Linked DNA regions of Homo sapiens: region 2 is linked to region 1. Evidence: chromatin contacts called from ENCODE Hi-C or POLR2A ChIA-PET data. All regions are on one chromosome and are shown on one strand. Each heading gives the region's core, a stretch centred on a gene start or an enhancer-like site at or near the end of the contact. The rest is flanking DNA. Distances are from core to core; before and after follow the strand shown.

Region 1 (6,860 bases), core at 2,776-5,275:
AATATACTGCTTAATTCACACTCCAGATTCCCAGCATCACTAACTATCCAATCAGTCTGTTTTACTCAAACCCTTACCAGGTGCCTAGAACGCTGCTAAGTACCACTGTGCAGATCCAAAGGAAACACACAACAAGCCCTCCCCTCAGGGAGTTACAATCTGGTTGAAGAGGAAAAGGCCTGCTTGTGAGAATGAGTAGAGGGGTTTAGTTCTCAACCCCGGGGCACTGAGTGAAAGATCACAGATGGAGATGCAATGTAGGAGACAGGGCCGGAATGGGTCCCATGACAGCATTGAGTACGGGCATGTGTGAGGCACTGTTCCCAGCATTGTCCATGTGTTGCCCCGTTCCAGCTTCCAACTCCAGGGAGGCAGATGCCATTAGGGTCCCTGTTTACAACAAAAAAAACCCCAAAGCCAGAAGGTTACATAACTGCCCGAGTCAGATGTAAGTGAAGGTGGAGTCAGTATTTGAACACCTGAAGTCTGACTTCAAGCCAGTGTGCTTGATGCTATCAGTGATTGGCCTGGCAGCAAAGCGGAGGTGGTGGATTCCTCCTGAGGTCTGCCAGCATAGACAAGGAGGAAAGTCCACATCAGAACGATCTTGGAGACCAGACCAAGTGCAGAGGGGAGTCGGGAGTCACGGGGCAGATGCGAGAGGACCAGGGAGAACCAGGGACACACTTGTGATCAAGGGCCTTGCCTTGGAGGCCATTTGGTGAAGGGTCCACGGAGAGTCTCTCTGAGACTTCACCCTGGTCTGGGCTGGTCCTCACCTGCAGGCTCAGAAGCCCCTGCATGACTTGCAGCCTCTGACAGTGACTGTCAAATCTTTAACCAAGTTCATAAGGCACAAGGATAAAATCACAATGCCCATTCGTTAATGTCAAGAACCCACTACTCCAGGGACCAGAATGCTGTGTCACTGACAGCATTCCCTCTGGAAGCTGAACGAGAGCAAAGTGGGTGGTTTCTACATTGAGGTTTTGGGTGAATAGGGCTGAAGCAGCCCTTTCTCTGCAGAGCTGGTCTCACCGAGGAATATGAGCAAGCAGGATGCTGGCCAAGATCACCTGTCCCCCGCACACTGCTGCCCGCAGCCTCTCCTTTGTCTTGCAGACACCTTCCATCAGAGGCAGTCTAGCAGCCAGTGAGAGCTGCTGTCCTTTTAAGGTGACTGTGCCTCTCCGTGGTTTCATAACATCCAGAGAGCTGCTGAACTTCCCTACCAGCCAGCTCCAGGGAGAAGCTCACCATCCATAGCCCCCCAGTCCTGACACTCAGCCAGTGTTAAACAGCGTAAACCCCTGAAAGGGCCACATCCTGGCTGAACAGAACAGCCCCACCACAAACCACCGAGGGAGCCTCCTGCCACCTTGGGTTATCCCCTCTCAGCCTCTCCCTGCCCCAGCTTGAGCACCCCCATCATCAGTGCTTGTGATGGAGGGTGAGCTTGTTCTGGAGGGACCTTCTCTTGAGGGCACCAGGATCAACTAACGCCCTCTGCATAGAAATGAGGAAAGCCTGGATTATTCTGGGCTTTGGACACAACTGTGCTTCCCCTGGGAAAATGCCTGCCGATGATATCTTTGCAAGCTTTAACAGGTGGGAAGTGCGAGGCTGCTAGCACGAAGCAGAAAAAGGATTACAAAAGCCAAATGCTCATTACTACAAAATCTCCTCCAACAGGCTCCAAAGAGGCCCCCCGGGGCATGCCGAGTTTTCAGAGAAAAGCGAGGGGCACGGGAGAGCTGGAAACCCTGGGCAGCCATCGGGAGGCAGCAACATTACAAGAACCAAGAAGATGCTCCCCAGGGGAACCCCAATAACTTGAAGCATTAAGCTGGGATAATTCATGTTTAGACTCCCCCACTGAGAGTCCTAAGTGGGATGCAATCTATTTCCACCCCCCTTCAATCTTATTGAAATACCAAGCATTTTGCTTGTAAAAGATGAAAACAGACCACCAAATTATACAAACTGTAGTGATAAATACATTTCCCAGTGGATGGCAAGAAAGCAAATGACAAACAAAACCGGGAACACATGCACATGGATCATGGAGCCATCCGGGCCTCTGCCCCACAACACCCCATGTACTCTATAAATCGGCTCATTGTGACTCTTCTGTCTTCACTGACAAACGACCAAATGGGCTTTGCTCACACCGAGTGCCAGAGAAATGCCAGCCCTGAAACAGTGTCCAGGTGCAGGAAGGAATGATTCTCTTGGACAAGTGGCCTGCCAGCACGTTATCCCTTGTCACAGCAGGCCTCTGGCGGGAGCTCCTGGAGACGAGTGGCGGTCTCTCATCACCCAGACAAGGTCTGCATTTGCTCCCCAGCCTTTACCAGCCCCAGCTTCTGCAGCGCAATCCCTTCCCAGGAAGGCAGCCCCACCCCGTCCCTGTCCACTGGAAAGCAGTAGAAAGGGGGCAGGAATACAGCAGAAAAGCAACGAAGCCTGGGCTCTGGAAGCTCCAGTGACCCAGCAGGGAGTAGGACACCCCGCCGGAGCTTGCCACTTCCTAGGGTGGTTCTTCCCCAGGATTCCCAGGAGGCAGGGAGGACATGCCTTCCCAGAGATCCCACCCAACCTCTGCCTGGTGTGACATGGGAGGTGGCGCTGGGGTGGCCTAGTGCTCTGTAGGAATTCCTCTGCCTGCTTCCTAAAGGCGGAAGCGAGGCTGCAGGAAACACGTGGCATGGGATCAGTTGTCTTCTCAAAGGGAACTGAGCCCATGAAGGGCAATAAGAACTCACTTGAACAAAATGGTTGCATTTTCTCTGAGTGGTCCGTGGGTGCAGAGGAGTGCAGAAACGCATGCAAGGATTTGGCATCCCTCATAGGAACTGGGAAAAAACTAAGCAGCTCTTGATAATTTTCAAAGGAGGAATTCAATCAGGGATCAATTCAGAAATTTAAGCCAGAGCTGAGTCTGAGCTTCTCTCTCCTGAGTACGGAGAGTGGGGAATTCAGCATCTGGGCTCACATTCCTAAGAAAAAGGCAGTACCCGTATGGATCATCTTTCGAGAAATAATTAAGTCTTCAGGATGAATGGCGAGGCTGGGGGAGCAAAGGTTAGGTGGTTTTAATGCCACATCCAGCCTCTCCGGAGTGTTCAAGCAATTCCCATAAAGATCCACAGGAGACACACATATTCACCGAAGCTGAAATACAAGGTGGCTTCAAGAAAACACAGAATATTGGCTCTGCCTGCTAAATAAGTTCTTTCAAAGAACTTTTTTTTTCCCTTTTGAAACTGCCAGGACGTAAGAGTAGTTCATAATTGATCCCCAGAGAAGGCTCTGTCCAATAAGCCTTCCCTCTAGCTCACATCCCAGGAAGCCGCAGAACAAGCCAGCGCTTCAGCAATTCAATCTCCATATATTTTATTTTAAAAATATTTCATTTCTGGCCACCAGTCCTTAGATCTCCAATTTGATTTGGTTTCTATAAATGGATTTTTCAAAGTGTAGGTGGAAAGTAGATTTAATTGCGAATTTCTGCAAACTAAAATATTCAATATAAACGTCAGAGTATGTTTGCACCCAGCATCCTCCCTGCAATGCACACACCAGCTTTAAGATGGGCACACGCACCCTTGGATAGTATTCTCAGCTGTTTCCATTTACAGAGCCCAGTCAAAACAGCGGGGGAAGCTGGCATCTGGTTTTCTTCCCTGCACCACTTCCTGTTTCCAGACAGTTGTTGGAAGGAGGAATGTACCTCTAGAGTTTCAGCTAAGAAGCCAAATGTGGGTGACAACCAAAACTGTCCAAGGGCAATGCCGCCAATGGAGTGGAGCCAGGCTGGCTGCCCAGTTCTCACTGGCCACCCACTCCTGGGCTAGGCTCTCTGCCCTTCCAGTTCTGCCAGTAAAAGAAATGTGAAGGCTTAAAGCCCAGTGAGTGCTGTTGCTGTGATATCAGCCTCCTGAGGTCAGGCAGCTGAAGCAACACCCAGAGGGGATCTCCCAGCAGCGCTTAATTCATCGCTAGGGCCCAGAAGACAAGCTGACCATTTGCTGGTGTGATGAGGGGCGTGCACACAGAGGAAAGCTCAGCCAACTGGGAACAGGCTCTGGGCCAGGCACTTAACATTCATCTCTGAACAACTCCTAGGAGTTGTGCACTGAAATTCCATTTCAGATGACGAGACTGAGGCCCACTGTTTTCACGTAACTACTCCAGCGCAGAACTGGGTCAGGCTGACTCCATAGCCTAGGTTCTCCCTAACAACATGGCACTCTCCCGAGATACACTCTAGGGAGATTCCCCACTCCAGCACGATGGATGATCCTGCCAGAGTCCAGCACCCCCTTTGTCTCTGCCCGTCTTCGTCCCTAACTTTCCCAGCCTCTGGGTACTGTGTCTGTCATGGAGTGAAGGTCCTTCTAGGCTTTCAGTAGGTGCACTGCAAGGAACCCAGATATGGCAGCCCACCCACCAGTGCTTCACTGAGCACCTTCCACAGCAGTCCCGGCAGACTCAGAAGAGGAATGTGGCAATGGGATTGGGAGCATGTTTCATCCCACACAAAAGACACTGCACTCTGCAGGGGGAAACCAGGGGTCAGTTCCCATTCTGCCACTGAGAGCTGAGTGATCCTGTGAGAGTCACTTCACCCCCCCAGGAGCCCCCATTTCCTCATTTGCAAAATGAGGGACATTTTAGGACAGTAAAGTTAAAAGGAACCTCAGACTTGTTGGTAAAAGTATCGATGGAATAAATGTTAGGGGTTTTCTATTCATTGGGAGTTTCATTCTATGACTGTCATCTGTCGGAGAGTCCCCGAGAGCCACAGCACTTGCTGGCATCATGTGATAATGAAAATGATGATGGTAATAATAATAAAATGAGAATAATTTACGTCGCAGCAAGTAAAGCTAAAGATAGCAGTCAGTTTATATGCGGAGAAAGCACTAAAAATGTGTGTCAATACACGCAGGAAGATAAAAGCAATACGTGCATGGGGGGGGTGGTTGCAACACATAATTTGGAAATGCAAAATGGCCCAACAGAGACCCAGAGGTATGGAACTTTCTAGTGAACATCCCAGGCCCCGAGTTACTCTCACTGAAGGCAGGTGTCCCCTGCCCAGGTGGAAAGCTGGGTGACATATAGTAACATCCACTACTCCACATATATCTCTCTTTCCAAATCTAAAACTCAGGGACATGCACTGCTTCTGCTGAGGTGAGGGGCAACCCGTAAGGAAAGAGAACATGGTGTTTTCATCACCTAAATCCAGAGGGACTGAATATGATGCAGGAAAAAGCTCCAGGCCAAAGGAAGGCACTGTCAAAGGCAGAACCGAGTTTCCTCACCCCATCCCTTCCCTCTGCCAGGCCATGTCCACACGATGGACTTGATAATCATTCTGATGGAAATGCTGCACATTTTCATGGCAATTGTACAATTCCCAGTATTTTCCAATGCACCTCACATGTTCCCCACTATATCAGTCTCTCAGGGCTTCCATAACCTATTGCTTACAAACTGGGTGGGTTAAAGCAAGAGCAATTTATTGTCTCAGAGTTCTGGATGCCAGAAGTCTAAGATCAAGGTGTTGGTAAGACCACATCCTCTCTGAAGCCTTGGCAGAGATTAAGGTGTTGGTAAAGACCACACCCTCTCTGAAGGCTTGGTCAAGATTAAGGTGTTGGTAAGACCACGCCCTCTCTGAAGGCTCTGGGGAGGAGCCTTCCTTGTCTCTTCCAGCTTCCAGTCTTGTGTCAATTCTGGGTGTTTCTCAGCTTGAAGACACATCCCTCCAGTCTCTATCTCTGTCTTCACGCAGTCTCTCCATGCCTGCCCTGAGTCTGTGTGTCCTATCCAAAGGTCCCTGTTCTTCTAAGGACACCAGTCATTAGATAAGGGCCCACTCAAATCTAGCATGACCTCACTTAATATGATTAATTAGATCTGCAAAGCCTTTATTTCCAAAGAAGGTCACATTCTGAGGTTCAGGGTGGACATGCCTTTTGGGAGGATACTATTCAACCCAGGATGCCCACAAACACACGAAGGTGAGAGTGCAAACCGGGGCATCTCATTTTATAGATGAGGAAATGGAGCCCCTGTTCCTCTTTCTCACCTGCCTCCGAGGACAGGGTGCCCCTTCCTCTCCAAGGACAGTCCTTCTCCTGTTATCTCATCCTCTTGTCTTCCTTTGTCGTCTGGGACTGGATCTTGAAACCACACCTTCTCCCTCTATTTTTCATTCTCACCCCTCCTGCTCATTTCCCTTTGCTCAGACACAAGAGGCTGGAAAACTCCCACCCTCACTGATATGGTTTGGATCTGTGTCCCTGCCCAATCTCATGTTGAATTGTAATCCCCAGTGTTGGAGGTGGGGTCTGGTGGGAGGTGATTGGATCATGGGGGCGGATTTCCTCCTCGGTGCTGTTCTCATGACAGCGAGTGAGTTCTCATGAGATCTGATTGTTTAAACGTGTGGCACCTCCCTCCCCTCTCTTCCTCCTGCTCTGGCCATGTGAAGGGCTAGATTCCTTTTTGCCTTACACCATGATTGTAAGTTTTCTGAGGCCTCCCCAGAAGCCAAGAAGATACCAGAATCATGCTTCCTGTGCAGCCTGTGGAACCAGGAGCCAATTAAACTTCTTTTCTTTATAAATTACCCAATCTCAGGCATTTCTCTGTAGTAATACAAGAACAGACTAATAGACTCATCCTGACTTTGATCCTCCTTCCCCAACTCTCCCGCTAATACCAAATGCTTCACGAGAGCCGCCTGTGCTGGCTGCAGCCACCTCTCACTGCTCTCTGCTCCAGCCCTAGCTTTCTGGCTTCTGCTCATCACTTCTTGGGCTTTGCATGGGCACCAGGGATCT
Region 2 (6,860 bases), core at 2,154-4,653, 73 kb before region 1:
CCATGAGTGCCCAGGGCCTGTGCTAAATAAAACCATCAGTGCCCAGTGTCTCATGATCTGGGTCAGGGTGAGCACTCAGTGAATGACATCTATCGTGGTATTGGCATCCAAGGCCACAGACTTAGGCCACTTATTCTTGTAATGTCCCAGGAGTAGAGGAAATACCAGGAGAGTGCAGAGGGCCCAGAGCTCAGCTTGGCCCCAAATGCCAGGCATCAGCTCTCCCAGTGTTTCTCCAAAGGTGCCATCTCAATCCCTGCCCAGAGCCAGGTGCTGGCCAAGGATACAAGAGCCAGTGTCAGCTGCAAGGTGTTCAGCTCCACCTGCTGAGCCGGCCTCACCCATGCAATGTGCAACCACCCTAATGTGTTATGACAGGAAGGAAGTACAAGTAAACATAATAAATCTGGCCAAATGGCCATTATGATGTGGAGTGAGCAGGGCTGGGGACGGGGGCAGTCTGGTCTCCTTTATGTCAGGGGAGCTTATAGCTCTTTCGTTTTACCTGGGGCTCTGTTCTTTACAGCAAATTGGACCTTTCGCTCTGAAAGAAATAATTACTCTCTGAGGAGAAGAGAGCTGGCCATGAATGCTGATATGACACTCAATGTCACCTTGCCAGTCAAAAGAGGCTCCAGCTCCTTGGCTTGGGTCCCAGCCAACTCCCCGTCTCTTTCTCATAATGGAGGTCACCTCTCTATAGAATTTGTTGATGATCTCCAAAATGACAAGTTAGAAAGCTCCTGTCAGCAGGATATTTTTTTTTAAGAGGAAAGAATGGCACAGAGAGGGAGGCAGCAGGAGCCCTGGGGTGAGGAGAAGGGAAGGCCCCAGAGTGAAGCCAAAGGTCAGGTTTTGCATAACCAGACGCCAGGTGCCTGTGAAGTTCCATCCAAAATTAACTTCTGGAACCAGTGACCCAGACAGATGAGCTGTATCAGAAATCGGCTGCTCCCCCTTGTCCATTCCAGGGAGGGAACCCACAGACAGAGCTCAGGAAGCCAGCAACCAAGCTGGCGGGTTCCTGCAGTCTCCTGTCAACGCACAAGGCTGGCGCCAGTGCCCTCTGCAGCTTGCAGCCCAAGGGCCTTCACTTCAGACATGTGCACCGAGGAGCCGACTTGACTGGGCAAATAAAAATATCCACAGCTGTGCCATCAAAGACACATCAGTGGGGTGGGAAGAGCTCAATGTTATCATTAGCTCTCTGCAAGGAGAGAGCATCTACTTCATCTGCTGCAAATCATCTGCGGAGCAGGGAAATATTGGCCCTGGTGGTTGTAAATAATTCCATTTGCCAAGAGTCCAGAAAAGAATTCTAGCCACATGCACACTCACCCAGCATCAGCATGGGGCCACACAGCTATTCTGAGCTTTCTCCAAGGCAACCCGCGGCCTTGGAGGAGCAGCCCTGGAGAGAAGGGGGTCACCTCCCCTGTGTCCATGTGGAATATACCTCATGTGGAGCTCAGTGCGGCCAGGCAAGAACAGGGCAGGCAATGAGGAGGACAGGCAAGGTGGGCTCTACTGAGCAGGGTGTGATTGGCAAAGGGACGGAGATGTGCTGAAGACATCCCCTCTGCCCCTGGGAGTCACATGGCCACTCGCTGATAAAACTCCCCAAATCACACTGCTTTCTGGGTGCTGGTGAATTCCACCATCCATTTGACAAATATTTTCTGAGTGCCCCATGCCAGTCCCTGTGCCAAGTACATTGGGGTCACAGAGAACGGGCAGAGTCCCAGAGGAGGAGAAAGGAGCAAGTCACCAGGTAATATTCATGACACAGTGGGCTCGGCATGTGATAGTGCCAAGTGAGCCCAGAGGGCCATAGAGGACACCCCCAGGTTGGGGATTCAGACGCAGGAAGCTGATGACCCTGTGCGCGGAGGGAGCAGCCTCCAGAGAGGAGCAGGAGCTGCCCGGAGGAGTGCTTTCCACCCATCCCCACGTATTGCTCTGGGTGGAACCAGCTCCCCTGACTCCATCAGTCAGCAGAGAAGCCATATCTTGGACCCTATGCCCCAAGATCCCAGAATCAGTTCCTGGTGAAAAAAGCCAGAGCTGAAGTCTCAAACCAGTGGTAACGGGGGCTGCCTGTTTTGGCCAGAACTGTCATTAGAATCTTAGGAAGCAACTGAGCCAGAGGAAAAGAAAGGGATCATTCTCCAAGAAGGGGGTCCAGGAGGAGACTCCGGTGTCTCTACTTCTGCAGAGCTGCGCTCACTCTCCACCAGCAGGCCCAGGGAAGTCCACACCCAGGCGCGGGGCCTAGGGAAAGAAGACGCTTGGCTGCACGTTTATACTTTTAGAAGCATTAAAAAAAAAGGTCTGAAATTATTTTTTAAATATGAACAGGAGGTTTTAATCAGAACAGGAGAGAGGAATTCCTTTCCAGTAATAGCCCAGTAATAGCACTTCCTAAAGTAATGAGATTTCAGTATTCAACAATAAAATGTGATCTATTCAGGATTCTAGGAAATAAAACTCTAGAGATAATTCGAGGGTGATTTTCTGATGCCTGAATGGGTGTTATGGGTTCAGACCATCAAGCCCATCCACAGCGCAGCCACCAGGTGCTTGCTGCTCAAAGGCCTCCAGACAGAGGCTGGAATTCAGCGTCCACTGGGGCCTCCCTCCCGACAACCTCTGAAGACCACAGGTTGGTCCTCATGGGGTCCGGCCTCCAGGCCAAGTGTGAGCTTGGCTGGATGTCACAACTGCTCCCTGGGCTTGGACTCTGGGGAAGGTCATGGGAGGTGTTCTGCACTCTCTGGGATGACTCTCAGTCCTTCATCACCAGCCACACCGAGCCTAAGGACATCCACTACAGAAGCCCATGGCCACCGCCATTCCCCTGACTGGACTGATCTGAGAAAGCAGTTTGACAGGTGGCTCATTCATTCATTCACTCATTCATTCATTCATCCATTCACTCAGTATATACTGAGCCCTTGCTTTGTGCCATGGACTCCGACTGATTCTAGAAGCACTGTGTGGAGTGTTTTTATGGGGCTTATCCAAACTCCACAGACACGCATCTCTGCAGCCCCAGAGCCCACAGCACACTGGGATACCCTCTCCCACTGCCCAGAAAGCATCTCACGCATCCTACCTCTCACCTTCGACATCCCCTCCTCAGGGAAGCCTCCCACCATCCCATATCTGCAGCTGCAGCCTCCTTCACGCCTGCCTTCTAGCATAGGTTGAAGCTGTAATGACCACCATGCACTCATAGGTCTGATCTGTGTACAAGAAACCCAGGAAAGCAGTGAGCTAGGATTGTGCCTCTGCACTTCAGCCTGGGTGACAGAGCAAGAAAGTCCTTGTCTCAGAAAAAAAAAAAAAAGAGTCACAAGGGAACCTGTGTGCCCCCTCCTCCACCATGTGAGGACACATAGAAGGTGCCATCTATCAGGAACAGCCTCTTACCAGACACTAAATCTGCTGGTGTCTTGATCTTGGACTTCCCAGCCTCCAGAACTGTGAGCATTAAATGTATGTTGTTTATAGTTACCCAGTCTAAAGTATGTTGTTCTGGCACCATGCATGGACTAAGACACCTCGCTGGTCTCGCTGCCTGCAGTGTCCTCAGGATGTTGCACACCACCTGCATAGAGTCAGCACTCGATAAGCATTGTTTATGAATGAATGAAGTGACTCTAGAGTCATCCTGTGAGGCAGGGCACTGGCTAAAGGGACCACAGTTTCAGGAGTCAAGTGAAAAATCTGTTCTAACCCATGAGCTACCCTGGAAGAGGCACTCTCGGCTTTTCTGACCTCAGTCCCTCTCTGTAAGCTGATGGGGCTGGACTCTGGTTTCTCTGGCTTTAGCCCCCGTGACTTTATGGTTCTGTGACTCTCTATCAGGCATCTGTTCCCAAGTGTTCCCGGTCCCTGGGATACTCTGGCTTGCTATGCCTTTGAGGGGGGCTACCAGGGTGAAGCAGGTTTAGTAGAGGGCAGATCTACAAATGCTTATTGGAGAAACACCCCTCACCTGGCCAGCTAACCACAGCGCTGCCACACTCCACTCATGGAGAGTCCTTGCTGGGGTCAGCCAAGCCTCATCACAGCCAAGATGAGACACACACCAGATGCCCTCCCTCCTGCACTTGGTGGCCAAAAATAGACCTGCTAATCACGGGGCTTAAATCCTTCTGAGGGTCCCAGAGGCAACCACACAGGCCAATCGTTCCGATGTCACCCATCCTGTGAAATGTCACTCACTGGCAGGAACCAAACCACCTGATTTGCAAACTGCTATATCCTGAAAGCCAGAAGACAGCGTAAGAGGAAGGATTAAGTGAAGTTCGGCTGACAGATGATGTTCTACAAAAGGTCACCCCCAGATCATTCCTCCATCCATTATTTATTAACAACCTCCGAGACACGAGTGTTACATCAAATGTCCTGCAACGGGAAGATGATAAAGTAATATTTTATAGCTAGAGCCCTCTTAAAGGTGTTAACAAAGAGCTTACAAAGTGATTTCAATGTGTTACAAAATAATTTGTTAAGAATTCACTGCAGCTGAACATTAAAAGAGATATTAATCACCCAGTGAAATGGATGCAAGAAAAACAGCCCAGCTCATGTCCATGAGTGATGTAACAAGTGGGCACCATGTTCCTGTTGATTTAGCACTTGGGTCAGACAAGGGCACAGTTCCTACTCACTCTCTCACGTTTCAAACTTGGTATCATGTCCCTATTTAAAAACTTCCGCAATGTCTTTCTTCTTCTACAGAGCACCTCTGCGAGCTAGAAGGGTTGGCATAAATGGTTATGTTCCACTAATTGTCTTTGCCCCACACGCATCAAGTCTATCCAAGTCCACCACCTCTACCCAAGTTCACTCGCTCTATTCAAGTCCATCAACCCTACCAAAGTCCACCAAGTCTATCCAAAGCCACCACCTCTACCCAAATCCACTCACTCTATTCAAGTCTACCAGTCCTACCGAAGTTCACCACCTCCACAGAAGTCTACTCAGTCTATTCAAGTCTACTAACTCTACCCAAGTCCACTAACTCTATTCAAGTCCACCAATCCTACCCAAGCCCACCACCTCTATCCAAGTTCACTGCCTCTACCCAAGTCCACCAACTCTATTCGAGTCCACCAGTCCTACCCAAGTTCACCACCTCTACCCAAGTTCACTCACTCTATTCAAGTCCACCAATCCTACCAAAGTCCACCAACTCTATCCAAAGCCACCACCACTACCCAAGTCCACCAACTCTATCCAAGGTCACCATCGGTACCCATGTCCACCACCTCTACCCAAGTCTACCAACTCTATTAAATTCCACCAGTCCACTAACTCTATTCAAGTCCACTAACTCTATTGAAGTCTACTAACTCTTTCCAAGTCCACTAACTCTACCCAAGTCTACTAACTGTACCCAAGTCCACCAACTCTATCCAAGTCCACCACCTGTACCCAAGTCCAATAATCCTATTCAAGTCCACCAGTTCTACCCAAGTTCACTAACTCTACCCAAGTCCACTAACTCTAACCAAGTTTACCAGCACTACCCAAGTCCACCAACTCTGCTCAAGTTCATCAATTCTACCCAGGCCCACCAATCATAAGAGAAATGCTAGTAAGACAGGATAAACATTAGTTATAAAGTCACATGACCAGGACATGAAGCAGGCAGGGCACATGTGTCAAGCCCTTGTGAAGACACTGGATCATTTGCAAGTAGGTGTGACCATTTGAAATTAGGCCTTCTGGCCCTGTCCAAGTATAGAGAAAATTTTCAGGGTTGGTTTTCTAAGACATATGTATGGATTATGGCCTATGCATTCAAGAAATATTAAACTCCTAGAGGGCAGATATCAAGGATTCTTCTTCAAAGAGGACCCCAGAAGGAAGGCAGCCCCAGGGCCTGAGGAATCAAATGACAGGTGCAGAAAGAGAGGAAAGGAAACAGAGGCTCAAAGATGATTAACACACAGGAATCCAGCTTGAAGGAAACTCGGTTTACGTTACTTGCTAAACAGATGAGTCGGGATAATCCCCACCAAGGCAGTTTTCACCCCAAATTTCTTTAACTAGTAGTGAGTCCTCTCTTGCATAAGAAATTTATTGCCATGCATAAAAGTTTAATGTACCCCCAACCTTCCAGGTTAATATTTATTGCATGAAATGAGATTCATCTTGACTTTTAAAAAAGTCACACTGTGGAAAAGTTGCTCAGGTGGCTGGGTACACAGGACCTGGATATTCTGGTTCCTTCTACACAGCTAGCAGGGAGGATCTCAGAAGTCCCTGAAGGAAGAGGATGTGGCTCCAGGAGGTGTCCCAGGCTTCTCCAGCCTCCCCTTCTGGTCTGGCCAGCTTTGACTCGCCCAACAAATGTCAGCTAGAAGGTCACCTCCCCAGCTTTTCCTGGCCACCAACTTCTCCCCTGAAGATTCCCTGGTTGACTCTTAGTTCCATGACACTGGGGACCAAATCTGTCCTGTTCGCATTGACCAGAATTGATGACAGGTCTGGCCCAAGCTCACAGCTCAGCAGATATCTGTTGAGCAAACGACTCAATGAATGTTCAGAGAGAACTGAGGACCCACCCTATTGTTCCATCCAAGGATGACGACTTGCCATGATGCAGGATCACAGATTCCAAATGAATATGGCGCCACTCCTATTTTGTTGCCCAAAGCAGCCCATTGGCCAGGCAGGCCGGCAGCAACGGAAGAGCCAAACTGAGCTTCTATTACTAAATCCTCTCCCTTCCCAAGGAAGAAACATCCAGAACAACACTCTAACACCCACAGCCCCGTTTTCCAGGGACAAGTCCATTAACAATGGCTGCTCTACCAGCCACCCAGGATCCTCAGCTGAGCACA

Evidence for each region. A loop is a pair of places that touch in the nucleus more often than their neighbours do. ChIA-PET counts read pairs that join two places held with the same protein, here RNA polymerase II (POLR2A). Pooled maps may share reads with other maps.
Region 2: a map of heart left ventricle shows a loop between it and region 1 (16-fold over the local background). The contact joins the promoter of CAMTA1-IT1 here to the enhancer-like site in region 1. A Hi-C loop is called at or near these places in 15 of 168 maps with a recorded cell type or tissue (Right ventricle myocardium inferior, breast epithelium, cardiac septum and 6 more) and 12 of 50 pooled maps. POLR2A ChIA-PET finds 5 or more read pairs at or near these places in 1 of 52 experiments (activated CD4-positive, alpha-beta T cell).

What each region holds. Positions count from the first base shown.
Region 1 is chr1:7,288,699-7,295,558 of GRCh38, reverse strand. The region is part of intron 5 of CAMTA1 (calmodulin binding transcription activator 1); the gene reads right to left. Among named protein-coding and RNA genes, the nearest start is that of CAMTA1-IT1, 72 kb to the left of the region's middle. RefSeq lists an enhancer at 867-1,384. Within about 2 kb of position 4,025, at least 9 of the 41 ENCODE cell types and tissues checked have a DNase peak (open chromatin) inside an H3K27ac peak, as active enhancers do; they include gastrocnemius medialis, heart left ventricle and heart right ventricle, where a contact is called at or near this core.
Region 2 is chr1:7,360,937-7,367,796 of GRCh38, reverse strand. It overlaps CAMTA1-IT1 (CAMTA1 intronic transcript 1), which reads right to left and starts at 3,403. Exons shown (of 1, transcript XR_010947450.1): 1 at 1-3,403. All of the region lies in intron 5 of CAMTA1 (calmodulin binding transcription activator 1), which reads right to left.